Linked DNA regions of Homo sapiens: regions 1, 2 and 4 are each linked to region 3. A link is a contact called in ENCODE Hi-C or POLR2A ChIA-PET data. All regions are on one chromosome and are shown on one strand. Each heading gives the region's core, a stretch centred on a gene start or an enhancer-like site at or near the end of the contact. The rest is flanking DNA. Distances are from core to core; before and after follow the strand shown. Region 1 holds the start of INKA1 (inka box actin regulator 1). Region 2 holds the start of IP6K1 (inositol hexakisphosphate kinase 1). Region 3 holds the start of USP4 (ubiquitin specific peptidase 4). Region 4 holds the start of AMIGO3 (adhesion molecule with Ig like domain 3).

Evidence for each region. A loop is a pair of places that touch in the nucleus more often than their neighbours do. ChIA-PET counts read pairs that join two places held with the same protein, here RNA polymerase II (POLR2A). Pooled maps may share reads with other maps.
Region 1: a loop to region 3 is called in a pooled map, with 5 times the contacts of the local background. The contact joins the promoter of INKA1 here to the promoter of USP4 in region 3. A Hi-C loop is called at or near these places in 5 of 50 pooled maps. POLR2A ChIA-PET finds 5 or more read pairs at or near these places in 2 of 52 experiments (H1 and endothelial cell of umbilical vein).
Region 2: a loop to region 3 is called in a map of naive thymus-derived CD4-positive, alpha-beta T cell, with 5 times the contacts of the local background. The contact joins the promoter of IP6K1 here to the promoter of USP4 in region 3. A Hi-C loop is called at or near these places in 1 of 168 maps with a recorded cell type or tissue (naive thymus-derived CD4-positive, alpha-beta T cell) and 8 of 50 pooled maps. POLR2A ChIA-PET finds 5 or more read pairs at or near these places in 2 of 52 experiments (H1 and activated T-cell).
Region 4: a pooled map shows a loop between it and region 3 (5-fold over the local background). The contact joins the promoter of AMIGO3 here to the promoter of USP4 in region 3. A Hi-C loop is called at or near these places in 6 of 50 pooled maps. POLR2A ChIA-PET finds 5 or more read pairs at or near these places in 6 of 52 experiments (CD4-positive, alpha-beta memory T cell, GM10248, GM12878 and 3 more).

The regions. Positions count from the first base shown.
Region 1 is chr3:49,797,883-49,805,147 of GRCh38, reverse strand. INKA1 (inka box actin regulator 1) reads right to left here and starts at 1,887. Exons shown (of 2, transcript NM_203370.2): 1 at 1,705-1,887; 2 at 118-967. The coding sequence starts at 1,755. The coding sequence ends at 161. It overlaps CDHR4 (cadherin related family member 4), which reads left to right and starts at 5,275. Exons shown (of 19, transcript NM_001007540.4): 1 at 5,275-5,384; 2 at 5,711-5,901; 3 at 5,992-6,154; 4 at 6,231-6,322. The coding sequence starts at 5,336. RefSeq lists silencers at 1,611-2,050, 2,441-2,490.
Region 2 is chr3:49,783,093-49,790,409 of GRCh38, reverse strand. It overlaps IP6K1 (inositol hexakisphosphate kinase 1), which reads left to right and starts at 3,868. Exons shown (of 6, transcript NM_153273.4): 1 at 3,868-4,056. RefSeq lists silencers at 2,015-2,224, 3,005-3,169, 3,905-4,254 and enhancers at 3,345-3,414, 3,501-4,190.
Region 3 is chr3:49,338,713-49,346,010 of GRCh38, reverse strand. It overlaps USP4 (ubiquitin specific peptidase 4), which reads left to right and starts at 5,958. Exons shown (of 22, transcript NM_003363.4): 1 at 5,958-6,087. The coding sequence starts at 5,987. RefSeq lists enhancers at 297-386, 477-596, 5,338-5,397, 5,488-5,657, 5,288-5,787 and a silencer at 5,828-6,017.
Region 4 is chr3:49,714,144-49,721,029 of GRCh38, reverse strand. It overlaps AMIGO3 (adhesion molecule with Ig like domain 3), which reads left to right and starts at 1,346. Exons shown (of 1, transcript NM_198722.3): 1 at 1,346-4,201. The coding sequence starts at 1,565. The coding sequence ends at 3,079. RNF123 (ring finger protein 123) reads right to left here. Exons shown (of 39, transcript NM_022064.5): 31 at 6,856-6,886; 32 at 5,316-5,455; 33 at 5,020-5,208; 34 at 4,853-4,928; 35 at 4,553-4,637; 36 at 377-519; 37 at 136-230; 38 at 1-10. GMPPB (GDP-mannose pyrophosphorylase B) reads left to right here. Exons shown (of 9, transcript NM_021971.4): 9 at 1-1,114. RefSeq lists enhancers at 982-1,211, 1,982-2,091, 1,573-2,380, 3,426-3,926.

The DNA.
Region 1 (7,265 bases), core at 638-3,137, 460 kb before region 3:
GCATGACAGGGACCTTCACACAGAGAAAAAAAGCTCTTCAGAAGATTTGTCTCCCTGGGCAGTGCCTCACAGGGCTGGGGCTGCCTCTTAGTGCCTCAGGGGTATGGAGCCAGGACAGTCTAGAAAAAAGGCTTTTATTGTCCCAGGCTGGAGGGCAGGGTCAGAGGTAGCTGACATCATTGCAGATGATGGGCTGGCGGCTACGACAGCTCATGAGAGCTGCAAAGCGTGAGACATCCGCAGGCAGTTCAGGTTCTGGGCGAGGTGGGCATGACAGCCGCTTTCCTGCCATAGCTGTCCGCCGAGCCCTGGCCAGCCGGCGCCGAAGCTGCTCAGAGAGGCCAAGCAGGAACTGAGGGGGCCGAGCACGGGCACGGTGCCCACCTCCGTCACCCCCTTCACTCCCTGTCTCAGGCAGCTCCATCCAGTTGTGCACCAAGTCAGCAAAGCAATTGTCCCCTAGTACCAGGGGCTGGCGACTGCGACCCCTGTTCAGTAGGGCTGCTGTCCAGTCCTCTGCTTCCAGTCCCTGCCAGTGCTCCAGGCAGGCGTCTGGGGTGGACTTGGGCCGTGGATGGTGGACAGGTGGTACACTGGCTACAGGGGCCCTGCTGGGCATGGGGAGGCCACTGACTGAGAGGCACTGCCTACGAAGGGGCTGTGCTGAGGGTGCTGGGCGCTGGGATACAGGCAGTTCTTCCTCTCGCCATGTGCTGCCTGACACCTCCGAGAAGCCAGAGTCCCAGTCCAGGGCATGCTCCCTGGGGCCTCCCAAGGCTGCATCCCTGTCTTCTGTCACCACTGCTTCCTCCTCCTCCTCTTCCTCCTCCTCCACACAGCAGACTGAGTCCTCTTCCAAGGCACCCGAGGCCCTAAGCTGGTGGCTGGGCTGCACATCTGGGCCAGTTTGGGAGGTTGGCTGCAGGGGACCAGGCATTGAGGGTGAGCCTGTGTCCCGACCACACAACTGAGGGGAAGAGAGGGCAGAAGTCGGAGAGGTATCACTTGTCACCAGGCCAGCCCAGAGAACAGAGGGTCCAGGAAGGTTAGATAGGCCTGCTGGCCTGGGCAGCAGGGTGTTAGTGAGCACAGGGCAGGCATAGGGGTGCTGGCACTCGAAGCTGGTGTGGTTCTCATCCACCGACCTGGTGGCAGTCTGGCAGGCTGCAGCATGCAGGGCCGGGCAAGTCGGCACCCGCCACCAGGGCGGGCGGGCAGGCAGGCAGGGTTGCGGGCCTGAACGGGGAAGTAGGTCCTGCCCAGGACTGGAGGGGCATCCCGTGCCTATTGGGGGATTCAGCTCCCAAAGCCCAAAGCGTCTTTCACAGAAAGAGCGCTTGCTAGGTGAGGGGTAGAGAAGGGAGGCATAGGCCAGCCTGAAGTAGGGGGCGTTCACAGCAGCGCCAGCACCTCGTTAGTCCCTTGCCGCCCCATGCCCCGCCCCCAAAGAAGTCCCCCTTCCACTCTCTCCTCCCGCGCCGTTCCAGCAGCACGGCCAGCTGGATGCTGTTATCTGATGCTCAGCTCAGTTCCCAACCGTCCGAAACCCGACGCGGGCCATCTGAGCCATATGCGCCACGCCGCCCCCACCCCGCCTCGGACCGGCACGCTGGAGCCACCCCGCACCCGTCTGTTGTTCCGGCCGGGCGGCAGCCTGGCATCCCGCACGCGTCCTCACTAACCACACCCGCTCCCGAGCCTCACCAGTTCCCAGCGGAGCTGGCTAAGGAAGCTGTCAAGCCGAGCGCTGTGCATGTCCATGCCAGGGCCCCCACCGAACCTACTAGCTCCTCTTGGAACCCCGGCGGAGCCGCGCGGAGAGGGCTGGGAGGGCCGGCCAGCGGCGCCCTCAGCCTCCGCCTGCCTGCGCGACTCCTCGCTCTCCGTAGCTCCCGCCGCCGCCGCCCCGACATCTGGCAGCCGCGCCCCGCCCCGGCCCCGCGGCCAAAGGGGGCGGGGCTAAAGCCCGGCGTCCCTCCCGACTCCGCCGCGGTTCTGGGTGGGAAGGGCGGGGTCATAACTGGAAGCCGGACGGGGCCGGTACGGGGACCCCCCGAGCCCCCAGACTGTTGAGTGGACCCTGCGTTTGCTGCGTGACGCAGGACAGGTCGCCTCCGTGCGGGGGCCTCATCCTCCCCGTTTGTTCAATGGTGAAATAGCGGTCCCTCTCACGGGGCGCCGTGCTGCGTCCGCACATAGGCAGAGCACCCCGGATGGTCGGACCCAGAGAGGTTGTGGACCCTCGGGGCCTGACCCACGGGACCCATTCGTGAGGCTGGCCTTGGCACTCCCTGAACGGGATGGAAGTGGGGTTCAGCCCGTCTGAGGACTCAAGAGAGGGCGGGACTTTGTGGCAGCGCACCGGCGGGGCCTCAGCCGCGTCCCAACCGAGCTAGACGGGACTGCCCTCTAGTGGGGAGTGCTTGGCTAGTCGCGAGTCCAGCGGCGACGCGCGACCGTCGGCATTCCCTTTGCCGGTACCAGGTGCAGACTGAGGGTCGGTGCTGAGGCTGCTCTATCAACACAGGCTAGGCTCAAGGGTAGTGTAGCTGCAGACAGACTGGACATACCAGCAACAGGAAAATACCAGGGAATGAGGGCCGTGGGCTAGCTTGGGGAAAGTCAGTCTCACAGGAGGTGACATCAAGATGCAATCAAGAAGAGGGGCATTCTGGCCGGGCGCGGTGGCTCACGCCTGTAATCCCAGCAGTTTGGGAGGCCGAGGCGGGCGGATCACGAGGTCAGGAGATCGAGACCATCCTGGCTAACATGGTGAAACCCCGTCTCTACTAAAAATACAAAAAAAATTAGCCGGGCGTGGTGGCGGGCGCCTGTAGTCCCAGCTACTCCTGAGGCTGAGGCAGGAGAATGGCGTGAACCCGGGAGGCGGAGCTTGCAGTGAGCGGAGATCGCGCCACTGCACTCCAGCCTGGGCGACAGAGTGAGACTCCGTCTCAAAAAAAAAAGAAAGGAAGAAGAAGCAGGAGGAGGAGAAGGAGAAGAAGGAGAAGGAGAAGAAGGAGAAGAAGAACATTCTAGGCAGAAGGAGCAGCCAGGGAAGAGACCCCGACGGACAGGAGCTGGACAGGGCCAAACATAAAGAAGGCCCAGGTGTCTGTGATTGGTGGTGGTGGCAGGAGGGAAAAGGTCAGCAAAACCAGGCTCTAACGGCCTTAGAGCAGAATGTGGGTTTTGTTCTTGGTGTGATGAGGAGCAATGGGGGCCTTTGAGCAGGAATGACCTGGGCTAGCCCTTGTTTAGATAATCCCAGCTGCTTTCAGAAAAGGATTCTGCAATAAGAGTGGAAGTCCCTGCCCTCATCCAGGCAACGAAGGGGAGGGCCTAGGCCTGGGCAGGGCAGGTGCACTGAAGGGGGTCACTTTGGGGTATGTTTTGGAACTAAAATCAAGTCTTGCTGATGCATGGATGTGGGCAGGAAAAGAGGCATCAAGCATGACTCCTACATTTCTGGCATTAACAGCTGGTTGGATGAAATTGCCATAAACTGATCTGGGAAAGACTGGAGAAGAGTGGGTTTGGAGAGGAAAATCCAATGATCATTTATGGACACGTAACCCTTGAGATGCCTGTTAGACATCCAAGAGGAGTTGCAGAGTCAGCTGCTAGGTGTATGACTCTGGACTTCAGGAGAGAGATCAGCACTGGAGCCTTGGATCTGGGAGGCATAGTGAGTGAATGGATGGTATGTAAGGCCATAGGCCTGGATAAGGTGGGGTGGGAGGAAATCAGTGTAGTCAGAGGGAGACAGCAATCGGGACTGTGCCCTGGGACATTCCATGAGGTGGAGGTAGGGGAGATATGAAGCAGAGCTATCAAAGAAGCTGAGCAGGAACAGCCAGGAGAAATCTGAGAATGTGGGGACTCAGGACCCAAGGGGAGCAAGCATTGAATGCTGCCTAGGCAGTGAGGGTGAAGAACAAACCACTGGATTCGGCAGTGCATAGGTCACTGGGAACCCTGACAAGGGCAGTTTTGTGTAGAGAGGGACAAGCCTGATTAGAGTGTGTGGAGAAGAGAGTGAGGACTGAAGAACTGGAGATGGCAAATAAAGACAACCGTTTTTGTTTTTTTTTTTGAGACAGGGCCTCACTCTGTCACCCAGGCTGGAGTGCAGTGGCATGATCTTGGCTCACTGCAGCCTCCATCTCTGGGGCTCAAGTGACCCTCCTATCTCAGCCTCTCAAGTAACTGGGACTACAGGCATGTGCCACCACACTCAGCTAATTTTTTTTTTTTTTTTTTTTGTAGAGACAGGGTTTCACCATGTTGTCCAGGCTGGTCTCGAACTCCTGATCTCAAACGATCCTCCTGCCTCAGCCTCCCATACAGGCATAAGCCACCGTGCCTGGCCAGAAAACTTAAAAAAACTGACATATAAATACAATAAATAGACAGATCTCAAAGTTACAGCCCAGTAAATGTTAAAATCTGTAGACACTTGTGCAGCTGCCACCCAGATATAGAACATCCTCAGCAACTCCTGGATGCCACCTGGTGCCCTATCCAACTGATATTCCCAACGGTAACCAGTATTTGTATTTCTATCATAAAGGATTCCTTTTGCTTGTTGGATGTAGACAACTTTTTTTTTCTTTTTTCTTTTTTTTTGAGACAGGGTCTTGCTCTGTCACTCAGGTTGGAGTACAGTGGCACAATCATGACTCACTGCAGCCTCGATCTCTTGGGGTTCAAGCAATCCTCCTACCTCAGCCTCCAGAGTAGCTGGGACTACAGGCCTGGATCACCACACCCAACTAATTTTTTGTAGAGATGGGGTCTCACTTTGTTGCCCAGGCTGATATTGAACTCCTGAGCTCAAGTGATCCTCCCACCTCAGCCTCCCAAAGTGCTGGGATTACAGATGTAAGCCGCCACACCCAGCAAGTTTTGAGAGATTTTGTTGACGGTTGGGCTCATTTTTTATAGGCAGATAATGTTCTAATGGAGGGGGTCCAGCTGGAGTTGAGACTCTGTGGGGTAGCAGGTCCTGGGCCAAATTTTCCTGGGTGCTGTGCTTGCTCTATCTCCACGGATTGCATGACCAGTTTCCTCATCTGAACCTTAATCCTCCTCCCCTTCCATGCCCTTAGAGTTGTAATGAATGGGGGCAATGGAAAATGGGATATTCTGAGCCTCTGGAAGCCTGCCAGAGGTCTAGAACTCAGTCACCAGGGATGGGTGGGGATAGAATCTGGGAGGCCCAGGAGTCCCGCCTGCCCAGCTATGTTTGAGCAACTGACCTGGCAACAGGGTGAGTCAGACAAACAGCCTAGCTTTCTGAAGCCTCCTCTGCTGTCTGTGTCTTCAGGTCATCATGGTGCTGCTCAGGCTCCTCGTGTTCCTCTTTGCTCCGGTGGTCTCTGGTGAGGAGGTGGTGGGTGGGGGAACCGTAGTTTTCCCTTGGAGTCCTGACCCTTCCCAGATAAGCTACCATGGAGGACAGGGATTGGGGGAGAGGTAGGAAAGTGTAAGAATCTGAACCCCTGGCCCTCACCCCTTCTCTTGGCCACTTCCTCAGTCAAGTTCTCACTCCCCATCTGTGAAATGCTGGATGCTGGATACAAGGAAAGGCCTTAGCTGCTTGGCCCCATGGCATGGCCAGGCCCTGTGGCAAAAGGACAGGACTATGCTAGTATGTGTGGTTCCATCAGCCTGGGGGCCTCCAGCCTGAATTCTCTGCTCTTCACAGACCTCTGCAGCCTGCCCTGCTTTATAAATGTCTCTGAGAGCCAGGGCCCTGGCACAGTCCTTCAGTTTTTATCCTTCAACTGCTCCTCCTACACGCCCACACCCACCCTGGAGTTGCTCAATGTCCAGCCACCCACCACCTTCTTCAACCCACCCAGCTTGGCCAGGTGGCAAGGGACCTATGTGGGCAAGGTAGGGTCATGTGTACAGCTGGGGACTGTGGGGGCACAAGGGCAGACCTAAAATTTCCAAGCCCCACATGGCACTGTCCACCCACCCCAGTTGACCTTGAGCAGCTCTGCTCAGTTGGATGCCCTGATGGTGAACCACTACAAGGTGCAGCTGAAGTTCACATGTGGCAACCATGTGATGGAGGGCTCACTCTCTGTGGATGTGCAGCGGGACCTTAGCCATATCCAGTGTGCTGGTCAATTTGCCAGCCCAGGTGAGGCCAGGGGCAGCCGGCAGGGTGGGGGCAGGCATGGCCTGAGCAGATCCTCCCTGACCTCCACTCTGGCCAGCTGGGGAAATGATTCAGGTGCCAGAGACAGTCACACCTGGGGCTCGGCTGTACACTCTGCTCCTCCCAGGCCTAGAACTCCACGGAGCGCAGGTAAGCCCAGAACATGGGACGGTGGGTGACAGGATGGGGGTGGGGGGATGGAGAGAATAAATTAACCCCCACCTGGCCAGGCACAGCCTGAAGAGGAACCTTGCAGCAGAGGCATAGATGAGCCTCTACATGATGTATGTTCTTGGAGAGAGCTGCTGAGGGCTGCTCACTCCCCAGTGACCATGGCTGTTCCCACAGGGACATCTCAGGGGCTGAGTTCTTTTTTTTTTTTTTTTTTGAGACGGAGTCTTGCTCTGTCGTCCAGGCTGGAGTGCAGTGGCGCGATCTCGGCTCACTGCAAGCTCCACCTCCCAGGTTCATGCCATTCTCCTGCCTCAGCCTCCCGAGTAGCTGGGACTACAGGCACCCGCCACCACGCCCGGCTAATTTTTTTGTATTTTGTAGTGGAGACAGGGTTTCACCGTGTTAGCCAGGATGGTCTCGATCTCCTGACCTCGTGATCTCCCCACCTCGGCCTCCCAAAGTGCTGGGATTACAGGCATGAGCCACCGCTCCCAGCCAGGGGCTGAGTTCTTTCAAGATCTGCTATGTGTTCTCAGTTCTTTATGACAATTCTGTATCATTTCTGTAATCAAAAAAAAAAAAAAAACAAACATGTAGGTAATGGCCAGGCACGGTGGCTCACACCTGTAATCCCAGCACTTTGAGGGGGCTGAGGCAGGTGGCCTCAGGAGTTCGAGACTAGCCTGGCCATCATGGTGAGACTCTGTCTTTACTAAAAATACAAAAATTAGCCAGGTGTGGTGGCGTGTGCCTGTAATCCCAGCTACTTGGGAAGCTGAGGCAGGAGCATCGCTTGAACCCAGGAGGTGGAGGTTGCAGTGAGCCAAGATTGTGCCACTGCTCCAGGCTGGGTGACAGAACAAGACTCTGTCTCAAAAAAAAAAAAAAAAAAAGTATTTAAAAACAGTAACTGGCTTGA
Region 2 (7,317 bases), core at 2,619-5,118, 450 kb before region 3:
TGATGCTCAGACTGACAGTGTGACTGATGCTCTATAGAAGTAATAGGCTATCATCCTTGTCAGTGACTGAGGGGCCTCCAATCAGCATGTCTCCTCAGGGCCACCTGCTTCCTTTTCCTATCCAGAAGAGAGAGAACAATGCTGCGTGTGTGTGTGTGTGTGTGTGTGTGTGTGTGTGTGTGCGCGCGCGCGCGCGCATGTGTGTGAAGGAGAGAGGGGGCGGGGAGAGGGAGAGAGGGGGAGAGAGAGAGAGAGAGAGAGAGAGAGAGAGAGAGAGAGAGAGAGAGAGAGAGAGAGAAAGATAGGGTCTGGCTGTCTGGCTTTGTTGCCCAGGCTGGAGTGCAACGGTGTGATTGTGGCTCACTGTAGCCTTGACCTCCCAGGCTCAATCGATCCTCCTACTCAGAATCCCAAGTAGGTGGGACTACAGGCATGGACCACCATGCCTGGCTAATTTTTAATTTTTTTGTAGAGATGGGATCTCTCTATGTTGACCAGGCTGGTCTTGAATTCCTGGGTCCAAGCCATCCTCCCCCTTCAGCCTCCCAAAGTGCTGGGATTATAGGTGTGAGCCACCGTGCCTAGCTCACTGTTGCTTTTGTTGTTGTTGTTGTTGAGATGTTTCTCTTTTTAATTTTTTTCTTAATTTTTAATTTTTGTGGGTACATAGGTGTATAAATTTGGAGGTACATGAGATGTTTTAATAAGGCATGTAATGGTTAATAATCACCTCATCGAAAATGGGGCATCCATCCCCTAAAGCATTTATCCTTTGTGTTACAAATAATCCAATTATACTCTTTCAGTTATTTTAAACTGTACAATTAAGTTATTATTGACTACAGTCACTCTGTTGTGCTATCAAACACTAGGTCTTATTCATTTTTCTTTTTTTTTGGTACCCATTAACCGTCCCACCTCCCCACCCCTTCCAGACTCTGGTAACTATCCTTCTACTCACTATCTCCATGAATTCAATTGTTTTGTTTAAATCTTTTTCCTTTTTTTTTTTTTTGAGATGTAGTCTTACTTTGTCACCCAGGCTGGAGTACAGTGGCACGATCTTGGCTCACTGCAACCTCCGCCTCTCATGATCAAGCAATTCTCGTGCCTCAGTCTCCTGAGTAGCTGGGACCACAGGTGTGCACCACCATGCCGGCTAATTTTTTTATTTTTTATTTTTAGTAGAGATGGAGTTTTCCTATGTTGGCCAGGCTGGTCTTGAACTCCTGACCTCAGGTGATCCTCCTGCCTCAGCCTCCCAAAGTGCTGGGATTACAGGCATGAGCCTCCGCACCAGCCAATCTCACAATCTCATTCTTTTTAATGGCTGAATAATATTCCATTCTGCATATGTACCATATTTTCTTTTCTTTTTTTTTTTTTTGAGATGGAGTCTCGCTCTGTTGCCCAGGCTGGAGCACAGTGGCGTGATCTCGGCTCACTGCAAGTTCCGCCTTCTGGGTTCACGCCATTCTCCTGCCTCAGCCTCCTGAGTAGCTGGGACTACAGGCGCTTGCCACCACGCCCGGCTAATTTTTTGTATTTTTAGTAGAGATGGGGTTTCACCGTGTTAGCCAGGATGGTCTCCATCTCCTGACCTCATGATCCGCCCGCCTCGGCCTCCCAAAGTGCTGGGATTACAGGCGTGAGCCACCGCACCCGGCCCATATGTACCATATTTTCTTTATCCATTCACCTGTTGATGGACACTTAGGTTGCTTCCAAATCTTGGCTATTGTGAATGGCACTGCAGCAAACATGGAAGTGCAGATATCTTTTTGATATACTGATTTCCTTTCCTTTGGGTACATACCCAGCAGTGGGATTGCTGGATCATGTGGTAGCTGTATTTTTAGTTTTCTGAGGAACCTCCGAACTGTTATCCACAGTAGTTATACCACTGTTGCTTTTTGAGGGTCCCATCAAACTTCAGGGCAATTTGCCAACTGTATGTGGAGGTTTTCTTGGGAAGGATCTGGAGCTTTTGCACTGCGGTGAGGGGTGATGCAGACTTGAGAATCCTGTGGCATGGCTGGTCCTGGAGGATTAGCAGAATCCCCCTTTTGAGGGTTGTTGGCTTTTCTTCCTGATCTGTTTCTTCTGGTTCCTCTGCTCTCACATCTCCCTGTGTTGACCTGAGCTATTGCATGTAGCCAAGTGGCCTGCAGCAATCTGCTGGTGGGCAGGTCTTGCTGGATGCAGTGTTGGCCCACTCTCCATGCCCAACCTGACATCAGGTCTCAGGCTTCTGCCAGCTCTCCAAGAGGACCTTACTGTGGTAAATCCAAGTTATCACAGTCTTTACTCGTCTGTTGAGTCTGTGGGCCTGAACCCCCTCAGGGTACTGGAGAACCTCCCTTTTTTTTTTTTGAGACAGAATTTTGCTCTGTCACCCAGGCTAGAGTGTGGTGGCGTGATCTCAGCTCACTGAACCTCTGCCTCCCAGGTTCAAGTGATCCTCCTGCCTCAACCTCCTGAGTAGCTGGGATTACAGGCACCTGCCATCACGTCCAGCTAATTTTTGTATTTTTAGTAGGGACAGGGTTTCACCATTTTGGCCAGGCTGGTCTCGAACCTCTGACCTCAAGTGATCCACCTTCTTTGGCCTCCCAAAGTGCTGGATTACAGGCATGAGCCACTGCGCCTAGCTAGGAGGACCTCCCCTTCTGAACCAGTTATGGTATCCCAGGGCCAGGAAGAAGCTGAAAGCCTTCTGTGGGAACAAAACAAAGCAAAACAAAAACGCTTCATGGGGCTTCCACCAAAGTTAGTGTTTTAAGGCACGCCTCAGGAACAGCAACTTGGAAGCAGGTTGTTCCAGGAAGTGGTTGTAGGCAGATTTTTCCTGAGTTCTTCCCCTGCTCTGAGGGCTCATTAAATCTTCCTCTGAGAAGCTCCACTTTTATCTTCATTTTACAGATGGGACAACCAAAGCTAAAGAGAGGCTAAGGCTCAAAAGTCAGAGTTAGCTAGTTGGGGCATTTGGGTGTGGGCCCAGGCCACGTAACTTCATCTGTTGTTCTAAGCCTGAAGCCAAGCCCAGAGTTAGGTGTTCTGTATGGGGAGCAAGGTGTGACCATCTTCCTGGGACCATTAGTCTGCTTGGGAGGCCGGTCATGACAGTCCAGGGCAAAAGATGCTGTCACAGGATCTCAAGACAAGATGCTCTAGGGAAGAGAAAAGGGAGTGCCCGCTGTGTGTCAGGACTTGTGCTAGGCTCTAAACCTCAGGCAGGAAAGCATGGGCAATGAGCCAGAGGCTGCTGTGGCAGCACAGACTGCGGTACCTCGAGGCTAGTAAGGGACAAAGCGTGGGAAGCTGGGATAGAGGCTCCTCACACTCTGAAACCAGCAGGAGGAGGTGCGAGACCCAGCACCTCCATTTCTAGAGGTGGCGTGACCTTGGCTCGGCCTCCCCTCTCTGAGCCTCAGTTTCCTCTCCAGAGTGAACTGGGGGCTGCACCCCCCTTCTCCCAGAGTGGGGGACAAAAAAACGAATAGCACACCGCTGAGATTCCCTGTGTGTGCGCAAGTGTATGACAAGACGCCGCCGGTACCGCACGAGGGCCAGGGACGCAGAGAGGCCAAGGGCGCTCCGGCCTCGTAGTAGCCAGCGAAAACTCCGCCGCCAGCCACTCCGGGAACGAAGCGCATGCGCCAACCCATGCCGTCACAGTCACGTGCCCCACGCTTTCGGCAGAGGCCCTGAGAGGCAGACTCTGACTGACACGTGAGCTGACCTGTCAGCAGGAAGCACTTCCCCTGGCGACGAGCAAAAAGACTGTTGATTGGGGATAGCACCCCCTCGGGGGCGGGTTCTTTGCAGTCCTGGTTACTATGACGCCCGGCCCCCGCCCCCTCGGCTAGCCGCCATCTTGTTGTTGATCCGTACCCAGTGGGCAGCGCCGGGAGCTGGACCAAGCGGCCGGTGAGAGGCCGCTGTAGCGGTGCTCAGCCACCTGTGCTGCCTGCCAGGGGGCGGGCCGAAACCTGGAGGCCCGGGGGGCCCAGCTCCCGTAGGGAGCCGTGGGCGCTCGGTGCCCGGGCCGGGCAGGTGAGTGACAGGAGCCGGGCCGATAGACCGGCCTGACGCCCGCGGGGAGGGCGGTGGCGGGCGCGGGGTTGGAGTGGGCGCGTGTGGGGTCGGGGCTCCGGTGGGGCCATCACTGGAACATCGCTCGAGCGTCCTGACCGGCCGCCCGCCGAGCCTCCCAGATGCTGGCACCGAAGCCGGGGGGACAGCCGGTGTGGAGGACGGAGAGCGCCAGTGCCTGAGGGTTGGCCGGCTAGTAGCGGGAAACCAGCTTCTCTGACCGAAGCTCTGGACTCCGCTGATCCGGAGCGCTAAAGTGTGTCCGGTGCCACCCTGATGCTCTCCTGGGAGTTATGTTGCTCCTGGCTGAGAAATAGACTTACCTCTTTCTTAGATAGCGTTCCTGCGAGTGATTTTCAGGACGCTGGATGCTAAGACTAGACGAAGCAAGCCAAAGCCCCCGCGAGCCAGGCAGGCCGGTGTCACGGCCCTATGATTATGGCAAGGGGGACCCTCTGCCTGGCTGCTGCTTCCTGAGACCCGTTCGGAACCTCACGTGTACCTCGAAGCTCACCGTTTTCCTCGCAAAGAACCTGGTTAAATGTCCATAATGGCTGAGTTTTATTTTGGAACATAATTTCTTTGGTTCTTCACCACCACTTTTTGGAGAGTGGTAATGTCTTCCTCTTTTTGCTTTAGGAGAAAGTGAGTATTATGGTGATGACTTGATTTTATCTCCTAAAGGGATGCTCGCCATAGGAGACAAAGGAAACGTAGGAGTGTCTTAGAATCGGAAAAAGAAACTTGTTTTTGTTGTGGATGATATGGAACTGGCAAATTAACTGTTTTTTTTCTTTTTTTTCTTTTGAGACAGAGTCTCTCGCTCTGTTGCCCAGGCCGGAGTGCAGTGGCGCGATCTCGGCTCACCACAGCCTCCACCTCCCGGGTTCAAGCGATTATCCTGCCTCAGCCTCCCGAGTAGGTAGGACTACAGACACGCGCCACCATGCCCGGCTAATTTTTGTATTTTTAATAGAGACGGGGTTTCACCATGTTGGCCAGGCTGGTCTCGAACTCCTGACCTCGTGATCCACCCCCCTTGGCCTCCCAAAGTGCTGGGGTTACAAGTGTGAGCCACTATGCCCGGCGCAAATTAACTTTTAACAGTACTAAAATTATCTTGCTCAGTGAAAACACCTTCAAGCCCCTTTCCTGTGAATTTGGGCAAGTTGGAGATCCTCAGTAGAGTGTGCAGGTCTAGGAAGAGTTCTCATTGCTCCAAAACACATTTCTCTTGACCTGTGGCCTCTTTGGTTCTTTGTACAGTCTTCTTGTATGTGGTCATAGAATATGCCTGCATGAGATGACTAAGAAGTCAAGCGACAATACTTTGTGCACTTTTTGTTTTGTTTTGTTTTGTTTTGTTTTTTTGAGATGGAGTCTTGCTCCGTTGCCAGGCTGGAGTACAGTGGTGCCATCTCGGCTCACTGCAACCTCTGACTCCCTGGTTCAAGCAATTTTCCTGCCTCAGCCTCCCGAGTAGCTGGGACTACAGGCACGTGCCACCACACCTGGCTAATTTTTGTATTTTTAGTAGAGACGGGGTTTCACTATGTTGGCCAGACTGGTCTCGAACTCCTGACCTCATGATCAACCCGCCTCCGCCTCCCAAATTGTTGGGATTACAGGCATGAGCCACCGCGCCAAGCCTACTTTTTTTTTTTTTTTCTGAGACGAAGTCTCGTTCTCTCACCCAGGCTGGAGTGCAATGGCACAATCTCAGCTGACTGCAACCTCTGCCTCCTGGGTTCAAGCAAGTCTCCTGCCCCAGCCTCCCAAGTAGCTGGGATTACAGGTGCGTGCCACCATGCCCGGCTAATTTCTGTATTTTTAGTAGAGACCTGGTTTCACCATGTTGTTCAGGCTGATCTCGAACTCCTGACCTCCTGATCCGCCTGCCTTGGCCTCCCAAAGTGCTGGGATTACAGGCGTGAGCCACTGTGCCTGGTCACGCGCCTAGCCTACTTTGTGCACTTCTATCAGGATCTTGTCACCTCTGAATGTATAATTTTGAAAGAGGCCAGGTGCGGTAGCTCATGTCTGTAATCCCAGCACTTTGGGAGGCTGAGGCGGGCGGATCACCTGAGGTCAGTAGTTAAGAGATTAGCCTATCCAAAATGGCAAAATCCCATGTCTACTAAAAATACAAAAATTAGCTGGGCGTGGTGGTGCATGGAGGCTGAGGCAGGAGAATCACCTGAACCCGGAAAGCGGAGGTTGCAGTGAGCTGAGATCGCGCCACTGCACTCCAGCCTGGGTGACAGAGTGAGACTCAGTCTCCAAAAATAAATAAATAAATAAATAATAAATAAAATAATAATTTTGAAAGAAACCAGCTCCTTGGTCAGGAGATCCTTTAGGAAAGCAGGTGCTGAACCCAGAGGACGCTGGCAGCTTGTTGCTGTTCGACTGAGTTTATACTGCACTTGTGAGGCAAGGGAGAAGTTGAGTAGTCTTTAGTTATTTATTTCATTGTCCTTCAGGGCCATTTTTTGAATCTTTAGTTCATTATAATCTTGGTAAGACCAGTTCCTTGGGCAGTTCTTGAAAGGAGGGGGATATTAAAATATTAGCTTTTCTTTCTTTCTTTTTTTTTTTTTTTGAGACGGAATCTCGCTCGGTTGCGCTGGCTGGAGTGCAGTGGCATGGTCTTGGCTTACTGCAAGCTCCACCTCCTGGGTTCACGCCATTCTCCTGCCTCAGCTTCCCAAATAGCTGGGACTATAGGCACCTGCCACCATGCCCGGCCAATTTTTTTGTATTTTTAGGAGAGACGGGGTTTCACCGTGTTAGCCAGGATGGTCTCGATCTCCTGACCTCATGATCCGTCTACCTCGGCCTCCCAAAGTGCTGGGATTACAGGCGAGAGCTACTGCACCCAGCAAAAATATTAGCTTTTCAAAATTGTCCCAAGCCCCTGCTTTTTTTTTTTTTCTGAGACAGGGTTTCACCATGTTGGCCAGGCTGGTCACTCCTGACAGGTGATCCACCTGCCTCAGCCTTGGCCTGGGATTACAGGGGTGAGACACCACACTGGCTGTCATTTGCATTTTTAAAAATTACTTATGTAGAGATGGGGTCTCAGTTGCCCAGACTGGGCTTGAACTCCTAGTCTCAAGTGATCCTCCTGTCTTGGCCTCCCAAAATGCTAGGATTACAGGCATGAGCCACCATGCCTGGCCTTTTTTTTTTTTTGAGACAGAGTCTCACTCTGTCGCCCAG
Region 3 (7,298 bases), core at 4,709-7,208:
TACCATGCCCAGATAATTCTGTATTTTCAATAGAGATGGGGTTTCACCATGTTGGTCAAGCTGGTCTCAAACTCCTGACCTCAGGTGAACCACCTGCCTCGGCCTCCCAAAGTACTGGGATTACAGGTGTGAGCCACCGTGCCCGGCCTGACATTATGAATCTTTTTTTTTTTTTTTTTTTTTGAGATAGGGTCTCGCTCTGTCACCCAGGCTGGAGTGCAGTGGCGCAATCTTGGCTCAGTGCCAGCTCCGCCTCCCGGGTTCATGCCATTCTCCTGCCTCAGCCTCCTGAGTAGCTGGGACTACAGGCACCCACCACCACGCCCGGCTAATTTTTTGTATTTTTAGTAGAGACGGGGTTTCACTGTGTTAGCCAGGATGATCTCGATCTCCTGACCTCGTGATCCGCCCTTCTCGGCCTTCCAAAGTGCTGGGATTACAAGCGTAAGCCACCGCGCCCGGCCAACATTATGAATCTTTAATTAGACATCACAGTCCAAGATCAACTAGTATGTGACCAATAAGCCAGGTTTTCTTCTAGCTCCCTTCCTGGTTTCTCTTCTGTTCTTGTGGCCCAAGGTCCTCTGGTAATGGATGGATTGTCCACTTCTGGGATCTTGGTGTCCTACCGGGCCTATGGTTCTCTCTAGGATAAAGTGGCTCAACATAGAACACAGCTCTGGTGCCAAGATGTCTCTGAGCTGAATCAGTCACCCTTGTCATTTCCTCCCAAGTCCCTAGGTCACTACCACAACAGGAACACGCAGGCAGATGTTCATTGTTTCCAGTTCTCTTTTTTGTTTTATTTTTGAGACAGGATCTTGCTCTGTCACCCAGGCTGGAGTGCAGTGGCACGATCATAGGATCACAGCTCTCTGCAACTTCAAACTCCTGGGCTAAAAAGATCCTCCCACCTTGGCCTACTTAATAGCTGGGATTACAGGTGCACGTCACCATGCCAGGCTAATTGTTTTATTTTAAATTTTTAAATTTTTTTTTCCTTTTTTTGAGATGAAGTTTCACTCTTGTTGCCCAGACTAGAGTGCAGTGGCGTGATCTTGGCTCACGGCAACCTCCGCCTCCTGGGTTCAAGTGATTCTCCTGCCTCAGCCTCCCAAGTAGCTGGGATTACAGGCGAGCACCACCATGCCCAGCTAATTTCTATGTTTTTAGTAGAGACTGGGTTTCACTAGGTTGGCCAGGCTGGTCTCAAATTCCTGACCTCAAGTGACCTGCCCACCTCAGCCTACCAAAGTGCTGGGATTGCAGGAGTGAGCCGTGCCTGGCCCTGGTTTTTTTGCCTCCTAAGTAGTTGTGACTACAGAATGAGATTCTGTCTCAAAAAACAAAACAAAACAAAAAACGGCTCAGCGTGGTGGCTCACACGTGTAATCTCAACACTTTGGGAGGCAGAGGTGGACAGAGTGCTTGAGCCCTGGGGAACAGGGCAGAAGTTGCAGTGAGCCAAGATTGTGCCACTGCACTGCAGCGGGGATGACAGAATGAGACCCTGTCTCAAAAACAAAACAAAACAAAAAACCCCACCATTTATTTATTTATTTATTTATTTATTTATTTATTTATTGAGACGGAGTTTTGCTCTTGTTGCCCAGGCTGGCATGCAATGGCACGATCCTGGCTCACCACAACCTCTGCCTCCCAGGTTCCAGCGATTTTCCTGCCTCAGCCTTCTGAGTAGCTGGGATTACAGGCCCATGCCACCACGCCCAGATAATTTTTGTATTTTTAGTAGAGATGGGGTTTCGCCATGTTGGTCAGGCTGGTCTCGAACTCCTGACCTCCTGATCCGACTGCCTTGGCCTCCTAAAGTGCTGGGATTACAGGCATGAGCCACTGCGCCCGGCCACCCCCACCATTTAAATCAAACAAACTGGCTAACAAAGTTTAAAGACTTTGTAAATAATGGTGACCTTGTAGTCCGGGCACGGTGGCGCATGACTGCAATCCCAGCACTTGGGAGGCGGAGGATCACTTGAGGCCAGGAGTTCAAGACCAGCCTGGGCAACATGGTGAAACTCCATCTATACTAAAAATATGAAAATTAGCTAGGTATGGTGATGCAGACCAGTAGTCTGGTTAGCTAGGCATGGTGATGCAGACCAGTAGTCCCAGCTATTTGGGAGGCTGAGGTAGGAGGATCACTTGAGCCCAATAGGTCGAGGCTGCAAGTGAGCCATGATTATACCACTGCACTTTAGCCTGGGCAACAAAGACTCTGTCTCAAAAAAAAAAAAAAAAAAAAAAAAGGTGATCTTCCAACTATGGAATTCACTTTATTCTTCACATTTCAACTACCAGCATTTTGTAATCTTTTATTTATTTATTTTTCTTTTTTTCCCTCCAAATACCCAGATATCAAGAAGAATATTTTGCAATCCTAATATTAATTTTTAAGGGCTACCAATAATTAGTGCGCTATTTTTATAGCTATTAAAAGCACTAAATTCCTGACTTAAAAATATTGTCCAAATTTTTCATTTTTATAATTAGGTTTTGTCCCCTTTTCTAGTGGTGCTGAGGACTTGTCCTACTTGTCTTCCTTAAGACTGCCATAAATGGTTTGGTGAAACTGCTAAAAAAAGAAGAGGGAAGCAGACACCCTGAAATGTAGATTCTGAACCGATGTCAGTAACCAACTTTTTTTTTTTTTTGAGACAGAGTCTCTCTCTGTCACCCAGCCTGGAGTGCAGTAGTGCGATCTTGACTCACTGCTACCTCCATCTCCCAGTTTCAAGTGATTCTCCTACCTTAGCCTCCTGAGTAGCTGGGATTACAGGTGCTCGCCACCATGCCCAATTAATTTTTGCATTTTTAGTAGAGACAGGGTTTCACCACATTGGCCAGGCTGGTCTCGAACTCCTGACCTCAGGCGATCCGCCTGCCTTGGCTTTCCAAAGCCAAAGTGCTGGGATTACAGGCGTGAGCCACCACGCCTGGCCTCAACTTTCTTTTTCCATAAATAACAGGACTAAAGGTAGTGTTTCTTTTTTGATAACATTTTTAAGAGTTTCAGCCGGGCACGGTGCCTCACACCTTTAATCCCAGCACTTTGGGAGGCTGAGGCCAGTGGATCATGAGGTCAGGAGTTTGAGACCAGCCTGCCCAACATGGTGAAACCCCATCTCTACTAAAAATACAAAAATTAGCCAGGCGTGGTGGCGCACACCTGTAATTCTAGCTACTCAGGAGGCTGAGGCAGGAGAATCGCTTGATCCAGGGAGGCAGAGGTTGCAGTGAGCTGAGATTGCCCCACTGCACTCCAGCCTGGGGGACCCAGCAAGACTCCATCTCAGAAAAAACAACAAAACAAAACAAAACAAAAACGAGTTTCAAAGAACTTTCATAGAAGGGGACTTGTTAGGGTTGGCTCTGCAGATGTAGAATCATCATGTGGTGGTGGTAACTCTTATCTACAGGGGATTAATTACTATGTGGTTATTTAAGGCAGTTTTAATTCCATATTTACTTTCTCCTACTATCTACCCAATTGCCAAGAGGCCTTTCTTATCAGATGGTGTGTGATGGATGACCCAGGGAGTGCAAATTAATTTCAATTGGCCAAACCCAACATAAAAATAGTAAATCTGTTCAAATGACCTACCGTATTTTCACTGGGCCAGTTCCCCTTCCTTCACCCCCGACACAAAACATAGCTCATCTTTTCAACAGGAATAGGTAGAAAAATAAGAATAATAAAATAAAATAGACATGGCTTCTCTGTTTCTCCTCTTCTCCCTCACAGCCACCTCCATAGTGAGAGGTTCCTAATGGTTCTGTGTCTGAGTTACACCACCGTGGGCGTGAAGCACCCTCAGCCATTTTGTCTCTGCTTCAAAACTTCCTATAATGCCTGCCTGCCTTTTAAGGCAGGATATATGGTCTGTCTGGCCTCCTTTCTAGCTTTAGATCCCCTTAGGCTGTTGTAGCGTTGTAGTGCCCGCCTCAACTGGCCTAATCCCCACTCTCTGATCCTGTCCTGCCTTTTCCAGAAATTATCTTCTGGTCCCTTGAGTCTCCCCTCCTGTAACATGCATCCTCATCTTTATTCTGCCAGCATTTTTTTTCAATACCACACTCAAATGTTACTCAAGTCAAAGGCTTCCTATGAGAGCAGGGGTTGTGCCTGGCGTTCTACAGCCTTTGGTTCACACCCCCTTTTTTTTTTAGAGGGGGTCTTGCTCTGTTGCCCAGGCTGGAGTGCAGTGGCGCAATCTCGGCTCACTGCAACCTCTGCCTCCCAGGTTCAAGCGATTCTTCTGCCTTAGCCTCCCGAGTAGCTGAGACTAGGTGTGGGCCACCACTAACGGCTAATTTTTTTTTTTTTTTTTGTATTTTTAGTAGAGAAGGGGTTTCACCATATTAGCCACGCTGGTCTCGAACTCCTAACCTCGTGATCTGCCCGCCTCGGCCTCCCAAAGTCCTAGGATTACAAACATGAACCACCGCGCCGGACGCCCGGTCTTTTTTTTTTTTTTTTTTTAAGACATTTCGGTCTCCACGTTGGTCAGGCTGGTCTCGAATGCCCGACCTCAGGTGATCCTCCTGCCTCGGCCTCCCAAAGTGCTGGGATTACAGGTGTGAGCCACCGCGCCCGGCCGGTTCACACCCTTTATTTGTATTTATTTTTTTTTTTTTGAGACAGGGTCTCACTTTGCCGTCCAGTCTCAAGTGCAGTGGCGCCATCTCGACTCACTGCAACCTCGACCTCCTGGGCTCAAGGGATCTTCCTACCTCAGCCTCCCAAGTACCTGGGACCACAGACGCGAGCCACTGCCCGGCTATTTTTTGTATTTTTTTGTAGAGACGGGATTTCGCTATGTTGCCGAGGTTGGTCTCTAACTCCTGGGCTGAACCTATCCTTCCGCCTCAGCCTCCCAAAGTGCTGGGACGACAGGCTTGAACCACCGCGCCCGGCCTGGTTCACACACTTTAATGGCACTTACCACATACTGCTAGGCATTGAGGTTATTTCTGTAACATCTCTTCTTTTCTACTAGATTCTATGAGGGCAGGAACTAGGTCTTATTTTTCTCTGAGGACAAGGACTGTTAGACAAGTGTATGGAGACGCATCTAGACCAACTGCCTGACTTCCTCTTTCCTCTGGGTTTACTTCTCCCTCCAAGAGGAGGGTTGTGTGTGTGAGCGGGGCGACTGGAAAACATAGTGTTCAGGACGTTGTATCTTGTTCCAGGAACTAAGTACACGCCTGGGTAACTAATGTGGAGTACCTCTCCTTCCCCTGTTGCTATCGCCCCTCTGTGGCTGCTTGGCAAGTAGCTCAGTATGAAGAGCTGACGGAATTCTGCGGTGGGCCAGGTGGCTCTGGCGTCGACTGTTTAAGGCGACTGTTAATGACTACAACACACCATTGAGTCTTGGTCCCAAGGCGCTGGTGCACATGGTACTTCCCGAAATCCCTGTAGGGCCGCTGGAGCAGGAGCCCCGATCCCACGTTTGGGCAGCTGACTCGCCTAAGGCCTCCAGCTGAAAGCGGAATTGCAGGGGTGAGAATGAGCAGACCTAACTACCGGGCTTCTCGCACCTGGCCTGCATTTATTTAGGACCACGATAACCTCGAAGGCCAGGCTGGGGTGCCCGATGGGTCGTGGGCTTGCTGCCTAACTCCCTGAGATCGGCGGGCTGAACAGAGCTTCGAAGTGTAGCGCCATCCTGAGCAGAGGAAGGGGCGCCCGAAGGCCGCGTAGCGGGCGGCAGGGCGGGAGGAAGTAGCAGCTGCTGCTCCCCGCCCACCCCTCTCGCGTGTGCCTTTCCGCTCCACTGTTCGCCGGTGAGCTAGGTGGCGCGAGAGCGGAGGGGAGAAAAGACAGCGGCTGCAGGAGCCGAAGGCCGCGGCTCGAGGTGGGGCAGGGGCGGGCACGCGAGCGTGCGTGCGTGGGCGCGGTCTATAGCACGCCGCGCGCGGGGCGGATGTCCGGGCCGGCTGGGCCGGGGCCGCGGAGGAGATGGCGGAAGGTGGAGGCTGCCGTGAGCGACCGGATGCGGAGACTCAGAAGTCCGAGCTTGGACCCTTAATGAGGACCACACTCCAACGCGGGGCGCAGTGGTGAGCTCCCGGCTCGCTCTTCCTCTATGCAGAACCAGGGGCCGAGAAAAAGGGGCCTCCTTTTTCTCGGCTAGAGTAGGGGCTGGGCGGGGATGGTATGTAGTGACCCTGGAAGAGTAGCCTGACACCTGCCCCTCAGGAGAATAACTCCAGGATCAGCTCTGGGAAAGCGCAGGCGGGGCCTGAGTGTCGTCTCAGTTCATTTGGAGCCCTAGGGGGCGGGCCCGGCGGGGGCCAGGAGGAGGGATGTGGAGAAGGGGAAGGTTGGTGGGGACCCTAAGGGTGGGGAGAGCCCTTTACCATGAGGACTCGCCGTGTGACCTTGGGCGAAGGTGTCACAGACCTGGATTCCTCACTGTTAAAACCAGGATAGCAATATTTGGCTCACCGACCTCAGTGGGTTGAGGGGAAAATCAGAAGTAGATACTTTGTAACTTGTAAACTGCCAACAGATGTCAAGGTCAGAAGCTGAACAAATGTCTGAGAACCCCGATTATTTTGGTAGCAAGTGTCAAAAATATTTGCGGCAGCAGTGTCTTGGAGTGGGAGAGGAGGATAGCCTAGGTCCTGGAGCTAGATAGAAGATGAAGGGTCCAGAATTTAGAAGACCCAGGCTGAGTTATTAGGCATCTTAATAGATTGTTTAGTAGAGGGGACAATACTTTGTACTACTGGAGAGATTCCTGGGTGGTGTAATTGTGTAGGAGTAGAAAAACTAAGGCTAGACTTTGCATCGAGTATGATTGTTACCCATCTTGTTTGTTTTGTTTTGTTTTGAGATGGAGTTTCACTCTTGTTGCCCAAGCTGGAGTGCAGTGGCGTGATCTTGGCTCACGGCAACCTCCGCCTCCCGGGTTCAAGCGATTCTCCTGCCTCAGCCTCCCGAGTAGCTGGGATTACAGGCTCACGCCACCACACCCAGCTAATTTTTTGTATTTTTAGTAGAGACCGGGTTTCACCATGTTGGGTAGGCTGGTCTCAAACTCTTGACCTTATGATCCACCCGCCTCGGCCTCCCAAAGTGCTGGGATTACAGGTGGGAGCCACCGTGCTCGGCCCGAGTGTTACCTATCTTTAAGAAATCATTGTGGTGATGATCTGCCGAGGAATTGAGCAGGAGAATAGAAAAATTGGGGTTAGGAGGAGTACAGATAACAGCTTATGTATTCACCTTGAGCTAACCAGTTTGTGAAAGGCAGGGTAAACAGAGG
Region 4 (6,886 bases), core at 97-2,596, 380 kb before region 3:
CACTGGTGGGCTGCAGGGAGGAGAGTGAAGGGTGGGCTGGAGTTGGATGCCTGGCTATGTGGATGTCCGTTGTGCCTGTGTAGGAGTGCACACATATTCAAGTGGCATGGACCTGTGCACCGTGTTCCCACTCACCAGGGAGGCAGCTGCTGCCTGGGCAGATGCAGAGGTCAGGTGCGCCAGCATCTGTTCCACTTGGGCCAGCTCATCGGCACTGATATAATCCGCATCTGGGGAGTGGTAGGTAGTGTCAAGTCAGAGGTAGCTGAGGATGTGATGCCTCTTGAATATTCCCAGCCTAGGACTTTGCTGTTCTTAAGGCTCCTGACCCGACCCAGCCCCAGATTTCCCTGACCTGCCCCACCAGCCCACTCACAGCTCTGCAGGGAGAAGCGCTTCCGGTCAGGGGCTGGCAGAGCAGTGCCAGGTGCTGGGGGCTCTGGCTGTCCCAGGAGATAGCATATTGAGCGTAGCTGGAAGCAGGGATCTGCCAGGAGCACTGATGTGGCTTGCTCTCTCCTAGGTAGGGGAGGGTGCAAGGGCAGTCAGAAGGCTTGGGGCCTGGCTAAAAGTCTCTCTTGGGATTGCCAATGAGGAGTGCCATGGCTCGTACATGATCACCCCCCCTGCATCCTTTCCGTCTCCCTGCTTCCCAAACCCCAAGTCCTGTATTCTAGTAAGGTGCCACACAGCCTGTTTTTTTTTTTTTTTTCTTGAGACGAGTCTCGCTCTGTTGCCCAGGCTGGAGTGCGATGGCACGATCTCGGCTCACTGCAACCTCCACCTCCCGGGTTCAAGTGATTCTCCTGCTTTAGCCTCCCGAGTAGCTGGAATTGCAGACGCCCACCACCACGCCCGGCTAATTGTTGTATTTTTAGTAGAGACAGGGTTTCACCAGGTTGGCCAGGCTGGTCTCGAATTCCTGACCTCAGGTGATCCACCTGCCTTGGCTTCCCAAAGTGCTGGGATTACAGGCGTGAGCCACCGCGCCCGGCCTGGGGTACCACTTTAAGAAGGCTCAGGCGAACCACCTTAAGATAGTGAGAGTCTGCCTGCCCCATAATATTATCAGTCCTTCAAAGTCACTTCAAATAAACACTAACAGCAGCTTGGAGACATTCTTCCAGACTCCCCCTTTTACTCCCCGAGGAAAAACGAGCGGCGGAGAGCTGCCAGCCAAAGGCTGACGGGGACTTTGGGGTTGGCCTTGCTCCCCATCTGGCGGTCATGCGGGGCCATTGGGCACAAAGGGATGTAGCCGCCCCGCCTCCTCAAACGGGAACCAATAGGAGCCCGGGCCCCGCCCCTGGGGGGAGTATTTAGGAGCCGATCAGGAACTCGCTTGGAGAGGGCTAGCGAAGCCGAAGGGAGCGCGGCTAAGAGTGCCGCACCGCCTCACAACCTGGGAACCGGAGAGTAGGGGCCGTCGGCTGGCAAGAACCCGCCGTGCCTCCTCGGCAAGGGCCATCCGGTGCCACCCATGTCGCACTAGAGCAGAAGAGGGTGAGTCCTGGAACTGCAACCTGCACAGAGCTGCTCTGTACTGTCCCTGGTGGTCGCCGCCATGACCTGGTTGGTGCTGCTGGGGACACTGCTCTGCATGCTGCGCGTTGGGTTAGGCACCCCGGACTCCGAGGGTTTCCCGCCCCGTGCGCTCCACAACTGCCCCTACAAATGTATCTGCGCTGCCGACCTGCTAAGCTGCACTGGCCTAGGGCTGCAGGACGTGCCAGCCGAGTTACCTGCCGCTACTGCGGACCTCGACCTGAGCCACAACGCGCTCCAGCGCCTGCGCCCCGGCTGGTTGGCGCCCCTCTTCCAGCTGCGCGCCCTGCACCTAGACCACAACGAACTAGATGCGCTGGGTCGCGGCGTCTTCGTCAACGCCAGCGGCCTGAGGCTGCTCGATCTATCATCTAACACGTTGCGGGCGCTTGGCCGCCACGACCTCGACGGGCTGGGGGCGCTGGAGAAGCTGCTTCTGTTCAATAACCGCTTGGTGCACTTGGACGAGCATGCCTTCCACGGCCTGCGCGCGCTCAGCCATCTCTACCTGGGCTGCAACGAACTCGCCTCGTTCTCCTTCGACCACCTGCACGGTCTGAGCGCCACCCACCTGCTTACTCTGGACCTCTCCTCCAACCGGCTGGGACACATCTCCGTACCTGAGCTGGCCGCGCTGCCGGCCTTCCTCAAGAACGGCCTCTACTTGCACAACAACCCTTTGCCTTGCGACTGCCGCCTCTACCACCTGCTACAGCGCTGGCACCAGCGGGGCCTGAGCGCCGTGCGCGACTTTGCGCGCGAGTACGTATGCTTGGCCTTCAAGGTACCCGCGTCCCGCGTGCGCTTCTTCCAGCACAGCCGCGTCTTTGAGAACTGCTCGTCGGCCCCAGCTCTTGGCCTAGAGCGGCCGGAAGAGCACCTGTACGCGCTGGTGGGTCGGTCCCTGAGGCTTTACTGCAACACCAGCGTCCCGGCCATGCGCATTGCCTGGGTTTCGCCGCAGCAGGAGCTTCTCAGGGCGCCAGGATCCCGCGATGGCAGCATCGCGGTGCTGGCCGACGGCAGCTTGGCCATAGGCAACGTACAGGAGCAGCATGCGGGACTCTTCGTGTGCCTGGCCACTGGGCCCCGCCTGCACCACAACCAGACGCACGAGTACAACGTGAGCGTGCACTTTCCGCGCCCAGAGCCCGAGGCTTTCAACACAGGCTTCACCACACTGCTGGGCTGTGCCGTGGGCCTTGTGCTCGTGCTGCTCTACCTGTTCGCCCCACCCTGCCGCTGCTGCCGCCGTGCCTGCCGCTGCCGCCGCTGGCCCCAAACACCCAGCCCGCTCCAAGAGCTGAGCGCACAGTCCTCAGTACTCAGCACCACACCGCCAGACGCACCCAGCCGCAAGGCCAGCGTCCACAAGCACGTAGTCTTTCTGGAGCCAGGCCGGAGGGGCCTCAATGGCCGCGTGCAGCTGGCAGTAGCTGAGGAATTCGATCTCTACAACCCTGGAGGCCTGCAGCTGAAGGCTGGCTCTGAGTCCGCCAGCTCCATAGGCTCCGAGGGTCCCATGACAACCTAGACTGCCCAGGGCTCCCCCACCCAGGCCCCCACCCTCTTGCTGCTCGCCCTGCTCCCTGCTTCGGTCCAGAGAACTGGCAGATACTGGTGGGAAGCACTGTGCCTGGCCCCCCAGCTTCCTGTATGGGCCTCGAAACACAATGGGCCTTCTCGCTCACTGGTAGAGACAGGGGTTGTGGTCCCCAACCTGCCTTCTGCTCTGCCCCTGCACAGGACCCAAAGGCCCCAGGCCCTGCAAGGTGTGCTAGTTCCTGCTTTCCCGCGGACTTCCTAGTGCCCAAATGCCCTGTGAGGCTGAGAGACCCAGGCCCCTGTGGCTTTCAACACAGCACAGCTGTGGAAGTGGCTGTGTTCTTCTACAGCCTGTGGAAGAACCCCTGTAGCAGAGCCTCCCGTCCACCCTCAGGGGCTGAGACAGCTCTCGAGGAGTGGTGCTCAAGAGCTGACGCAGGGCCACCTCCCCTTCCCAAGGGGGTGGGAGGGAGTGGGCCCACAGGGAAAAGAAGGCGGCTCTGAAGGAAGATCTCGCCCACACCCCAGGACAGAAAGAGGAAACAAGCCCGCCCTCTGGTGAAATGGGACTCCCTCCATCCACCAACACCCAACCTCCTGAAAGCTTCACAACTTCACGCAGAGTCCGGTGGGCAGGCACCAGGCAGGAAAGGCTCCTCAAGAGGTTCCTGGTGGTCTGGCCTAAGCCCCAGCCAGAGGCCCTGCTCTCTCTGGCCTGGGGCATCCACCCGTTGTTCTGAAGGCAGAGCCCATTCTGTGGGCTCACAAGACACAGTGAAGGGGATCATGGCCTGCACCCCTGCTTTTCAGCAGTAAAAAGCCCGAAAAGCCTGGCGAGCATGGCCGAGCTGGGAGGGCCGAGCCGGAACTCCACGTCCCTCGAGAGCAGGAGCCTCTTAAGGGCTGGCACTGGTCTCAGCCTAATGGCTGAGGCGGTACCCTGGCTTCATATGCATCTCACTGCTCCCACTGCAGGGGGGCAGGGAAGGGGGGTCTGGGAGCCCTTCATGTGTGGGGGCCGAGCTGGGGGCCCCCATGGCCATCCTGGACCTCGCTGCTCCAGAGTTTAATAAAGGTAGCACATGCTTATTGCTAGAGCCTTTGCAGACAATGGCGGTCCTCCGTGTGTTCAGCTCTCCTGGCGGCCTGGCCCTGTCCACCACAGGACGGCACACCCTCCGGAGTCCTGCCTCCCATGCCTGGCCTGAGGCATGGCCACAAGCCAGTGGCTCTGTGGGCCAGGGCCACCTGTCCTGCTGGGGTCCCAGATTCTCCTACTTAGAGCAGCTCCGTCTGCCCCCTATTTAGGCCGTTCACACCTCACCACCTTCCCTCTGCCTCAAAACCTGATGCTGAGGTCCATTTTCCAGATGAGGAAACTGAAGTACCAGGAGGCCCTGTCCAGCCCCTCCTCACCAGACACACCCAACTCCCACAGGGGCCCACGGTCCCCAACACTCACTCTGAGGCTGGGCCACGCACCAGGAGCTGCACCAGGATGCCCGTCACTGCCACCAGAATGGGATAGTGGTCCACGCTCTCTAGGCCTGAGGGGAAGGGGAGGAAAGAGATGAGCCACCCACATGCTCCTGCTTCAAGGGCTCCAGGCCTGCCCACTGCCCTCTCTACAGAAGGGTGAGCCGAGACTGCAGAGCACCAAGTCTGGCTGTCCGGGGGCAGAATGTGGAATCAGGCCTCACTGTTCCTAGCAGAGGAACCGAGGCCTGTAGTGTGTTGGGGTGCAGGGCATCTAGGTCCTCACCAGGCAGCCGTAGGGTGACCACACGATCAAACAGGTTCCTCTCAGCTGTCACCCGGTTCAGCACCTGGTTTAGCAGCTGTGAGGGGAGCAGGAGTCCATTGGTGGATGGGGAGCGTCATCAATGGGGCATCCCCAGGGTCCCACCCTTGTTGCCCAGATGGCCACACCTGTGCAAGACGCCGCAGCAGCATCTCAGAGGTAGGCCGGGTCCAGTCAAGGAATATCTCAGGCACCAGTGTGATAGTCATCTCCAAGACACGCAGCAGGCTGACCGAGAGGTCAAAGCAGGTGGCACATACCTTGAGCTGCCGGCTGTCCACAAAGTTCCGCTCCAGGCGCTCAGCAGCCTGCTGGATCTGAGCCACCAACACGTGGGCATGCAGTGGTCAGCACCTGGCTCTAGCCCAGGACCAGGCCTCATCCCTTGCACCACCCTAACCCACGAGGCCCCACCACAGCCCACCTCTTGGATCATGCCAATGAATTCAGAGAAGGCCCAGTTGAGCTGATTGAGGACGCTGTTGAGGAAGCTGGGTGCCACATCAGGACCCTGCTGTAGGAGGTCCGCCATGTGCTGCTGCAGCAGGGTGGAAGGGCAGGGCTCTGCAGGGGGACAGGAGGCGGCATCATCAGGGACTCCACTGCAGTGGCCTCTGCCTGTTTGCCTCTGTCCTCGCCCATTGAGGCTTTGGTATAAGGACAGAAAGATGGCTCCCTAGGAATGCTCAGGTCATGAAAGCAGGGGACAGAGGACAGCTGCCTTGGAGTTAGTTGGGACAGAATCTGTCCCCTCCTTCTACTAGGCAAGCCCCAGGCTGCAGCTGTGTCCAGCCCTGACACCACACCATCCACTCCAGGTCCAGAGCAGCCACACAGCCACAGCCTGACCCTCAGCAAGTTCTGGGTCGCACACCCTTCAGATAGGGTCAGACCTAAACAGGGCGGCTTAGATGCTTCCCCACCGGCACCAAGGCCAGCTCCTCCAAGAGCCTACTCTAAGCCCTGCTGCAAACCTGCTGTCCTCTACTGTCCTCTGCTGCCCTTGGCCTGGCCTTGGCATATGGCCGAGGTGGTGGGCACCAAGTCTGGGCTGGCAGGCAGCAGTAACCGGAGCCCTCAGCTGCAACGGGCCTGGCGCACCTCCCCACCAGCTTGATACAAATCAATAGTTCCCGCAGCAGCAGGACAGGCCTGGCCCCACTGCCGCTCTCCACTTGCAGCTCAGTTCCGCCCTGGACGCAGGACCACGGCAATTGGCAAGGACTTGCTGTGTGACTTAGCAGAAGACACTCAGCCTCTCTGGGGACACCCTTTGGACCAAAACACTGCCCACAAGGGCAGAAACAGACTACATGAGCCAAGAAGAGCCACCATGAAGGGTGAGGACAGTGTGTGGCACACCTGGCACTCTGCAAGGGCCAGGCCTAGGGGAAAGTCCTTGCTGGACCCTGGAGAGAGGGCACAGCCTCTGCTCCCAACTAAATGTCCCTTCCTCCAGGAACTCTCGTGAATACCCTCTGGGGACCTGGCCAACCTCCAATCTGTGCTCCCAGTGGACTCAGGTGTCCAAGGCCTAAGCCAAGGCCAGGGTCTGCCACCAGCAGATAGCAAAAAAGAAGCAGAAGGACATGGTGCTGGGACAAGGCTGGAGGTCAGGGAGCTAGCTTAAAGGGCAAGGGACAGAGTATTCAGTCTGCATGAGCTGTAGCAGGCCAGGAACATGGTGCCGCCTCTCACCATGACCCACATAGAGCATCCAGGCCCAAAGGGCACATGTAGGTAAGACTGTGGGCAAGGCTGGGGAGGGGGAGTCCCATCCCGAGTATCCTTGGGCTGGAAGGAAGCAGGGAAAGTGGAAACCCCAGGGGACACGTAGGGAGTCTGGGACCCAATGGGGGAACCAGAGAGGGGCTGGAAGAAGTGGAGAGTCTGAAAGAACCCATGGGTAGGAGGTAAGCGCCCCCGCCTGCCTTGCCCAGGACTCGCCCAACCCAGATACTCACTCTGGAGGCTGGGCAAATTGGCGTCCTCAAG